Regions from separate parts of the Homo sapiens genome. Here region 2 is linked to region 1. Evidence: read pairs that join two places in POLR2A ChIA-PET (ENCODE). Cell type or tissue: GM12878. All regions are shown on one strand. Each heading gives the region's core, and the rest is flanking DNA. Links, peaks and the distances in the headings are about the cores only. Region 1 has its middle 57 kb from the start of SC5D. Region 2 overlaps SORL1 (sortilin related receptor 1).

Region 1 (4,387 bases), core at 282-4,281:
ACATGCCTGGTCATTTCCTCCTTTAGGATAAATTCGCAATCTTGTCTCTTGATGAAAATTGTCTTCTGACTAGTGGTCACTTTTCTTAAGCCAGCTTGAGATAGTTTCTAAACTTGCAACAGACAATGCTAACTTTTCTCAGCTGTGTGAGTTAGCACCTGATATAATCTGTTCATTGGAACCAGGTGTTAGGTTCATTTGAGTTACTATGGTTACTATGGTCAATTGACCGACCACTAGTCTCATCAGCTCCCTGAATATACCCACTGCATCAGGCTCCTTGGGATATTTACATTGCTTCAAGTCAAGCTCAAATTTGCCAGACTCCTGTGGAGGCTGTTATGGTTTGAATGATGCCCCCTACCTCAAGAAGATATGTTCAAGTCCTAACTCTCAGAATCTCAGGAATGTGACCTTATTTGAAAATAGGGTCATTACAGATTCTAATTAGTTAAGATGAAGTCATATTGTAGTAGGGTGGGCCCCTAATCCAATAAAAGTGGTGTTCTGATAAGAGGAGGGAAATTTGGACACAAACTTGTACAGATGGAAGACCACGTGAAGACACGGAGAATGTTACCTGATGACACAGCAGAGATTGGTGTTACGCAGCTGCAGGCTATGGAGGCTACTAAAGGCTGGAAGAGACAAGGAAGGATCCTCCCACAGGTTTCAGAGGGAGCACGGTTCTGCCAACCCCTCGACTTTGAACTTCCCGCTTCCAGAAAGGTACGACAATACATTTCTGCTGTTTTAAGCCACTCAGTTTGTGGTCCTTCAGTTACAGCGGCCCTAGGGAATGAATACAGGCACCTTATCCCTGCCCGGCTATCCCTCCAGGGGATGTGAAGGAAGGAGGGTGGAGACTGCAGCCCTGCTCTGTCATGAAACTTTGCAGCTTACTTTAGTCCTTTTGACCCTGCAGCTGGCTTATTTATCCCCAGAGCTGCCTGGCTCTCACTTCTGCTCGTCCCCTTTCCCAAGGCCAGCTGCTAAGATCCTTGCAGCCTTCCCAGTTTATCTATTTGATTTGTGACAACAGCAAAGACTTTCAGTCTTGCCGGCTTACATCTTCCTAGGGAAGTAAAGAAAAGTAACTGCTTTTGTCTACAAGATTTGTTCACCTAGCATCCTCAGGGTGGTAGGCTGCACGAAGAGGGGGAAAAAACGGTTAGATAATGTGCCGTCAATCATATTCCAAGATAATAGATGCTCACTATCAAAAGTACATTTGCTTTTAGGCTGTTTATCTACCAGTGGTGCTGATCCATACCCTCTTCTCCACCTTGTGAAAACAGATAAGAAGATAAACTCTTGCTTCGGGACTGAGCAAAATTAATTTATCTAGAGGGGAAATGAACCTAACACCTGGTTCCAATGAACAGATTATATCGGGTACTAACTCATACAACTGAGAAAGGTTAGCATTCTCTGTGGCAAGTTTAGAAACTATCTCAAGCTGGCTTAAGAAAAAAAGGAATTATTAAAAAAAAATAGATTGTGTCCACAGCCAAAGGCCAGAAGAAGGGGACTGGAAACAGAAGCTGGAAAGCCGGTGTGTTTGTTCTCCACCTTTGGCTCTGCTCCTCTCTCTGTAAATGATTTATTTTTTTCTATCTGAAGACCAGCTTTCTTGGTGCATCAATTACTTGGTGGAAATGGTTTCCATGTTAACATGTTAAGGTCCAGCCATTAACCTTGTCTCAGTGCCAATTCCTAATTCCTAGGAAGGGACTGTGGTCCAGCTTCAGCCGAGAGCTCAGCTCTGCACCAGTAGGTGTAGTGAGGTGGGGTGAGGAAGGAGTGGGCACAGCACAAGGCTGGCACATAGCTGCCAAGAGTCGCCTCCATAATTGTAAATGGCAGTGTCAAGGAAAATGGGCTAGCTGGACAAATAAACCTAAAGGTATCTTTGACCATGATGCTCTAATAAGTTTCTCTATTAGAAATGAGCCACGCATGTGCAATAGTAATGTCAAGAGAAGAATGAAAATAGACCTATTAAATAATTGATCTTTTCTGGTTCTCTATAGGATTCATAGACGGACTTAGGGACAAATCCTAATGACTGGCCCCACCCTGGACTTGGGATTGCTCCTCTCCCGCTGCTCTCTCCCTCAGGATAAGTTCTCCGGCAGGACACCCCTCAGTCCTTTAAGCAAATAGGCTGCTATTAACACCAATAAGCCATAGTGCAAAGGGAGTGAAGATCGTGTAGACCAGGGGTCCCAACCCCCAGGCCATAGACAAATACGCATCTGTGGCCTGTTAGGAACGGGGCTGCACAGCAGGAAGTGAGCGGTGCATGAACGAGCATTTCCACCTGAGCCCCGCCTCTTGTCAGATCAGCAGCAGCATTAGATTCTCATAGGAGCGTGAACCCTATGGTGAACTGCACATGCGAGGAATCTAGGTTGCACGCTCCTTATGAGAATCTAACTATTGCCTGATGATCTGAGGTGGAGCAGTTTCATCCTGAAACCATCCCCCGTCGCATCCGTGGAAAAACTGTCTTCCATGAAACTGGCCTCTAGTGCTAAAAAGGTTGGGGACTACTGATGTAGACCACTGAGTGGGGCCCTATAATTGGAGTTGAAGAAGGAGGAGTTGGGTTAAAGGTAGGAAATGGATCTTGGAACTCAGAGGATAATTTCTAAAGAGGATGGGTTAATTGCCAGATGCATCCTCCCCACTTCATTCTAGAGAATACAGTGTTGGGTGTAAGAAACACAAGTTATTGTATAGAATGATGTGGGGTCAAATCCTGACCCCACATTAACATTAAGGCTTGGGCAAGTTACTTAACCTTTCTAAAGCACAGTTTACCCATCTGAGATGTGGTCACACTAGTTAGTACCTTCCTCATGGAGCTGTCAAGAATTGAATGAGATCATCCATGACAAGTGCCCAGCACAGTGTCTGGCTCAATATTCATCAGCAGCTGTGGGCGTTACAGCCAGGTTTGACATATCACCTCTTACTGGCTTCTCTGGAGCCCTACCACTATTTTTTTCTATGACTTTATTTTCTGTAGCACAGAAGATATTATTCCATAAAAGAAATCCTCAGATCTCAGGTACAGTTCTGTTTTAATAGAAGGTGCTCCCCCTGGCCCCTAACATTAGGGTTAGGAGGAAAACCACCAGCCCATAAGTTAGCTTTCCCATAAAGCTGTAAATACCATGGAGTCTTACAGTCTGTGACTTTGGCTTCTCTACAGCTGAGCTGGGTATACAGGATTAGGGAAGAAGTTTAGGATGCTTTGGAGAGAAAACAGAGGAAAGCAAAATATTATTAGCACTCTAGTAAATCAATCACAGATGGCCTTCAGAAATTAACCCAAAAGCAGAATGCTCATTTTCAGAGAGTGCCTGCCTTCTTGAAATAATCTGGAAAAGTCCCAAGAACATCTCTCATGTAAAAGTGATTCAATATTCACTGCTTCAGCTGGAAATGTACAAAACAAAAACAAAAAAAGTCTTTGTTCTTTCCATCTTTGCTGCTCCCATTTTCTCTGACAATTGTAGATAGGGAAATAGCACATAATGACTCCATTGGATGTGGACGAGGGGATCCATTTCCCATCCTGGGAAAGGGGCTGGTCCCCTAGGAGCTGAGCTTCTGTGCAGGAAGCTGCAGCAGGTAGGATTTGTCTCCCTGGGTCCAGGATGTGACTGTCACCCAGAGGGCACCTGAACTGCCCCAACTCTGCTTCCTCCTGTAGCCAGTGGTCTTTTTCCACTGAAGAGTTGTTTATTGCGTAATTAATGAAAGGTAATGGCCCTTGCAGATACTTTACCAGGGAGTTCAAAATTTAAACTCATGCTGCTGATTAAGATGGACTCTCCTCCTCCACTCTTAATTACCCAGCTCTGTAAAACACTTTTAACACTCACGGGGCCTCCAAGAGTATCCTGGGTTGTTAATCTTGGCATCAGCAGACTCTACTCTCAACCAACATCCCTACAAAAATGCCACAAAAGGGCCTACCCAGGGGGAAGGGAAGCAGGCATTAATTTTTCCCTTTCTCCCTGTTACCTACTTTCTCCTAGGAGGAGAAGCTCAGGCAACAATTCCTGGTTGGCTGGCCAGAGCCCCAAGCTTTGCTTCTGCTCTGAACTTCCAGCACATGGTTAAAAATCATAGCTAATGCTTCACGGAAATAAATATTTCAAAACCACGTGCTTTCTGGCCTGCCAGATGGCTGCCTTTCACACTTCCAACTGTGTCAGACTCCAAGAAACTCAGTGACTCAAATTTTGTGGTGGGTTTTATGATCCTAGAATAGGGGTTGGCGTGGTGGATAGGTAATAGAAGGAGGGTTTTTCTAAATTAAAAGAAAAATTAATGGAGTGAGTCCTACCTGCTTTGCTCGAGTAGCATAGCC
Region 2 (4,387 bases), core at 126-4,125, 130 kb after region 1:
GGCTCCATCTCCTCCTCCCCAGCTCCTCCCCTAGTGCACAGATACCTATAGGCAAGCTCCATCTCCTCCTCCCCAGCTCCTCCCCTAGTGCACAGATACCTATAGGCAAGCTCCATCTCCTCCTCCCCAGCTCCTCCCCTAGTGCACAGATACCTATAGGCAGGCTCCATCTCTTCTTCCCCAGCTTCTTCCGTAGTGCACAGATACCTATAGGCAGGCTTCATCTCCTCCTCCCCAGCTCCTCCCCTAGTGCACAGATACCTATAGGCAAGCTCCATCTCCTCCTCCCCAGCTCCTCCCCTAGTACACAGATACCTATAGGCAGGCTTCATCTCCTCCTCCCCAGCTCCTCCCCTAGTGCACAGATACCTATAGGCAGGCTTCATCTCCTCCTCCCCAGCTCCTCCCCTAGTACACAGATACCTGTAGGCAGACTCCATCTCTTCTTCCCCAGCTTCTTCCGTAGTGCACAGATACCTATAGGCAGGCTCCATCTCCTCCTCCCCAGCTCCTCTCCTAGTGCACAGATACCTATAGGCAAGCTCCATCTCCTCCTCCCCAGCTCCTCCCCTAGTGCACAGATACCTATAGGCAGGCTCCATCTCCTCCTCCCCAGCTCCTCCCCTAGTGCACAGATACCTATAAGCAAGCTCCATCTCCTCCTCCCCAGCTTCTTCCATAGTGCACAGATACCTATAGGCAGGCTCCATCTCCTCCTCCCCAGCTCCTCTCCTAGTGCACAGATACCTATAGGCAGGCTTCATCTCCTCCTCCCCAGCTCCTCCCCTAGTGCACAGATACCTATAGGCAGGCTTCATCTCCTCCTCCCCAGCTCCTTCCCTAGTGCACAGATACCTATAGGCAGGCTTCATCTCCTCCTCCCCAGCTCCTCCCCTAGTGCACAGATACCTATAGGCAGGCTTCATCTCCCCAGCTCCTCCCCTAGTGCACAGATACCTATAGGCAGGTTCCATCTCCTCCTCCCCAGCTCCTCCCCTAGTGCACAGATACCTATAGGCAGGCTTCATCTCCTCCTCCCCAGCTCCTCCCCTAGTGCACAGATGTCTATAGGCAGGCTCCATCTCCTCCTCCCCAGCTCCTCCCCTAGTGCACAGATACCTATAGGCAGGCTTCATCTCCTCCTCCCCAGCTCCTCCCCTAGTACACAGATACCTATAGGCAGGCTTCATCTCCTCCTCCCCAGCTCCTCCCCTAGTGCACAGATACCTATAGGCAGGCTTCATCTCCTCCTCCCGAGCTCCTCCCCTAGTGCACAGATACCTATAGGCAGGCTCCATCTCTTCTTCCCCAGCTTCTTCCATAGTACACAGATGCCTATAGGTGGGTTCTGACTTCCTTTCTGCTTGTTGTGGGTTGTGGTGAACAACTGCTAAGGCCACAAGTCTGAAGAGTCAGAAGACAGGACAGATGATGTTTTGGACTTGAAGGAGGAGGGTTAGTGCAGGCAGAGGACTGGGGCTTTGGAAGCACTGGATCTGGAGAAGGAGCAGAGCAGGGGCCGTGGTGTTTGGGGCAAGAGCAAGGGGAAACTGGAGGGTGATTCCAGTAAGGGAGTTTAGGTGCTGCACTGTGGAATGGGGGTGACATGTTTGCATCCCAAGTGCTGTGTACCTCCGAGTGGTGTGTCTTAGATTCTCATGGGTGGATATTCTTTGGAGTTGGTGGGGTTGGAGAAGTCAGGAGAAAAAAGGCTGCCTTCTTGGAGAATTTGTTGACAGTTGGGCCTCAGGCCTGGAACAGGCTGAGTGGGTTGGTGGGGGCAGCATTCTCTGTAGATAGTTTCTAATTCCCCAGAGAAGGCTGCTCCTCACCACCCCACCAGACTCTCAGGAAGGAAATGATGACTCTTAACAGTGCTGATTGCTTCTGTTACTTTTGCCTTTGTCCCCTGGAAGGCAAATTGCCCCACCAGACCTACCACTTCCTGAGAAAAATCACACAAGGCTGGATGCCTTGCTGTCAACAGCAGGGCGCTCTGCCTAGGCAAATCACCCAGGTGAAAATGCGAGCTGCCAAGGAGCATTTGAAATGGTCGAAATGAATGTTAGCAGCTGCTTGGAAAGGTTAAGATGTCAGGAAAGGGCAGCGTGGATGTCTAGGAGCATGAGTGCCTGTGGAAGGGGAGAGAAGGTGCTAGCGCGGCATCCAGTTCCAGTCCGAAGGCTTTGCCTTGTGATGGAGATGGTGCTTGTGGGCCCATGTGAGTTTTGGGTCTATTTCTGCATTAGCCAGCAGTCCCACTTCCTTCTTGGTCTCCTGTGTGCTGCCCTGAACCATTGTGCAGTGCTGGCCACATGGCAGTTCTGCCAACATTGTGGGGCCCCTGAGATTGGTCAGACAGAATTGAAATATGTTTGGCGCTGTTATTTGCTTACTTAATAATTTTTAAAAAATAGAGACAGGGGTCTTGCTCTGCCATACATCCTGGGCACAATCATAGCTCACTGTAACCTCAAATTCCTGGGCTCAGGTATTCCTTCTGTCTCAGCCTTCCAAGTAGCTGTGACTACGGGCCAGCGCCACTGCATATCTGGGGCTTTTTAAAAAAGGACACTGAATGTACAGTTAGGCCTCACAGCCTCAGCCTCAGCAGAAGCAAGACCCAGTCCTGCCTTTTTCCAGGCAGAGGTTGGTCCTAGGTAAAATTTCATTCCCACCTTCTAGAGGGATGTTCCTTCATTGCCTTCTCTGCCCTTCCTCCTCTCATTGTACTCTTGGTTTCTCCACTTGAAACTGGAGAAAGTCACTTATGCTAATAGACTGTGGATACATTCTATAGCTTAGTTTGTTTTCTTTCCAGAGGTATTTGTATTTTCAGAGGAAACAGCTTTTAACCAAAGGAGGAAGCTCCTCTGGAATATTAAGTTACTGCAAACAGGGTTGGAGAGATTGGGGTACACAAAGGCACTCCTGAAATTGCATAGTTTGGGAAGCACCTTGTAGGTCAGCTCTTGGTCAGTCTGTAGGTTTGGCCTCCAGTAAACTTGACAGCCAGGCAGCACAGAGACTTAAAAGCCAGGGTGAAATACTGTGTCTTCCTAACATGTACATATCTGACCCTTTGTATCACAGCATGAGGTACCATGTGCTCAAGTGATGAATGTAACCTACAAATAATAGAGCTAGGGGAATCAAATGAGGTTGGATCATAGAAGCCAAGTCTTCATGGGGTACTTAGGATTTGATATGAGCTTCAAGGATGGACATGTGACCCCAGTAAGTAGAGGAGAGCTGTCAGGAGCCCTCAAGCAGGAGAAGGGCGTCAGCAGAGACTGCAAAGTGCCAAAATGTGGTTTCTGTGCAGGACAGCGAGGAGATTCACTTTTTGGTGGTGGAGAGCTTGTATTGAGCTGCTGTGCAATGTCAAACAGGCCCGTGTCTGAAGATGGAGATTGTCTTCTGCTTTGAGGGCTGAACAGAGCTAGGAAAGAATATTTGAGTAGGGGTGTAAATGAATAGTGTCCTTTAGGGAAATGTGTCTTCTGGCAATATTCTTGACTTTCCCTTTTAGCAGGGAAAGATTAGGGAAGAGTCTAGAAAGGGAACTATTGTGGCAGTGTAGGCATGAAGTTGCTCAATCAAACCTGGTATCACCCTCTAAGTATTTCATTTAGGCCCTGGAAGACATGAGGATGAAGAAGACCCATTGCCTGCCTCCAGTTTGTTTAGTCTCTAGTGAAGACGTGGGCCATGCCAATAGCACTGAGAGGAAAAAGGAAGGCACATATTTTGAGAAAGATTTTAAAGGAAAACAAAACAGGTTTGGTGGCTGATAGAGAGTGAGGGCCAAAGGGAAGGACTGGAGTAAAAACCCATCTCTGCTTGTGAGTAGTGGGGCTGGGAGAAGGCATAGCAGGCAGGAGACTTGGGACGTGGGGAGGGAGAATTGGGTTTTGTTGGGAAAGTTTTGAAGAACTCAAGTTTTGCGTATAGTAAAATATCTTGGCCCATCAAAAGTGGAGATGGTGAGAAGGTAAACAAAAATGGAATCTCTGTAAGAATTGAGGGTTAGACTGTAGATTTGAAAGTCATGCCATGCTTCTTCTTTTGTTTTTGAGACAGGGTCTCACTTCATCACCCAGGCTGGAGTGCAGTGGTGTGATGTCGGCTCATTGCAACCTCTGTCTCCCAGGTTCAAGCGATTCTTGCACCTCAGCCTCCTGAGTAGCTGGAATTATAGGTGCACACCACCATGCCCAGCTAATTTTTTGTATTTTTAGTAGAGATGGGGTTTTGCCATGTTGGCCAGGCTGGTCTCGAACCCCTGACCTGAAGTGATCTGCCCACCTTGGCCTCCCAAAGTGGTGGGATTACAGGCATGAGCCACCCCGCCCGGCCCCATGCTTGTTCTTAAGGGCGGTGGTTG

The links. Peaks named below come from ENCODE experiments on the same cell type or tissue, not always from the same donor. Only the 100,000 strongest peaks of a DNase experiment are listed, where the experiment ranks them.
Region 2: POLR2A ChIA-PET joins it to region 1 with 8 read pairs; 5 of 35 experiments call an interaction of 5 or more read pairs at or near these places.

Annotation. Positions count from the first base shown.
Region 1 is chr11:121,347,090-121,351,476 of GRCh38, forward strand. No RefSeq gene overlaps it. Among named protein-coding and RNA genes, the nearest start is that of SC5D, 57 kb to the left of the region's middle. In GM12878, for the core only: no CTCF peak of the experiment used is centred there; no DNase peak of the experiment used is centred there; H3K27me3 peaks cover 293 bases.
Region 2 is chr11:121,480,696-121,485,082 of GRCh38, forward strand. The region is part of intron 3 of SORL1 (sortilin related receptor 1); the gene reads left to right. Among named protein-coding and RNA genes, the nearest start is that of SORL1-AS1, 30 kb to the left of the region's middle. RefSeq lists an enhancer at 2,013-2,182. In GM12878, for the core only: no CTCF peak of the experiment used is centred there; DNase peaks (open chromatin) are centred at 1,381 and 1,926; H3K4me3 peaks cover 1,190 bases; H3K27ac peaks cover 1,983 bases.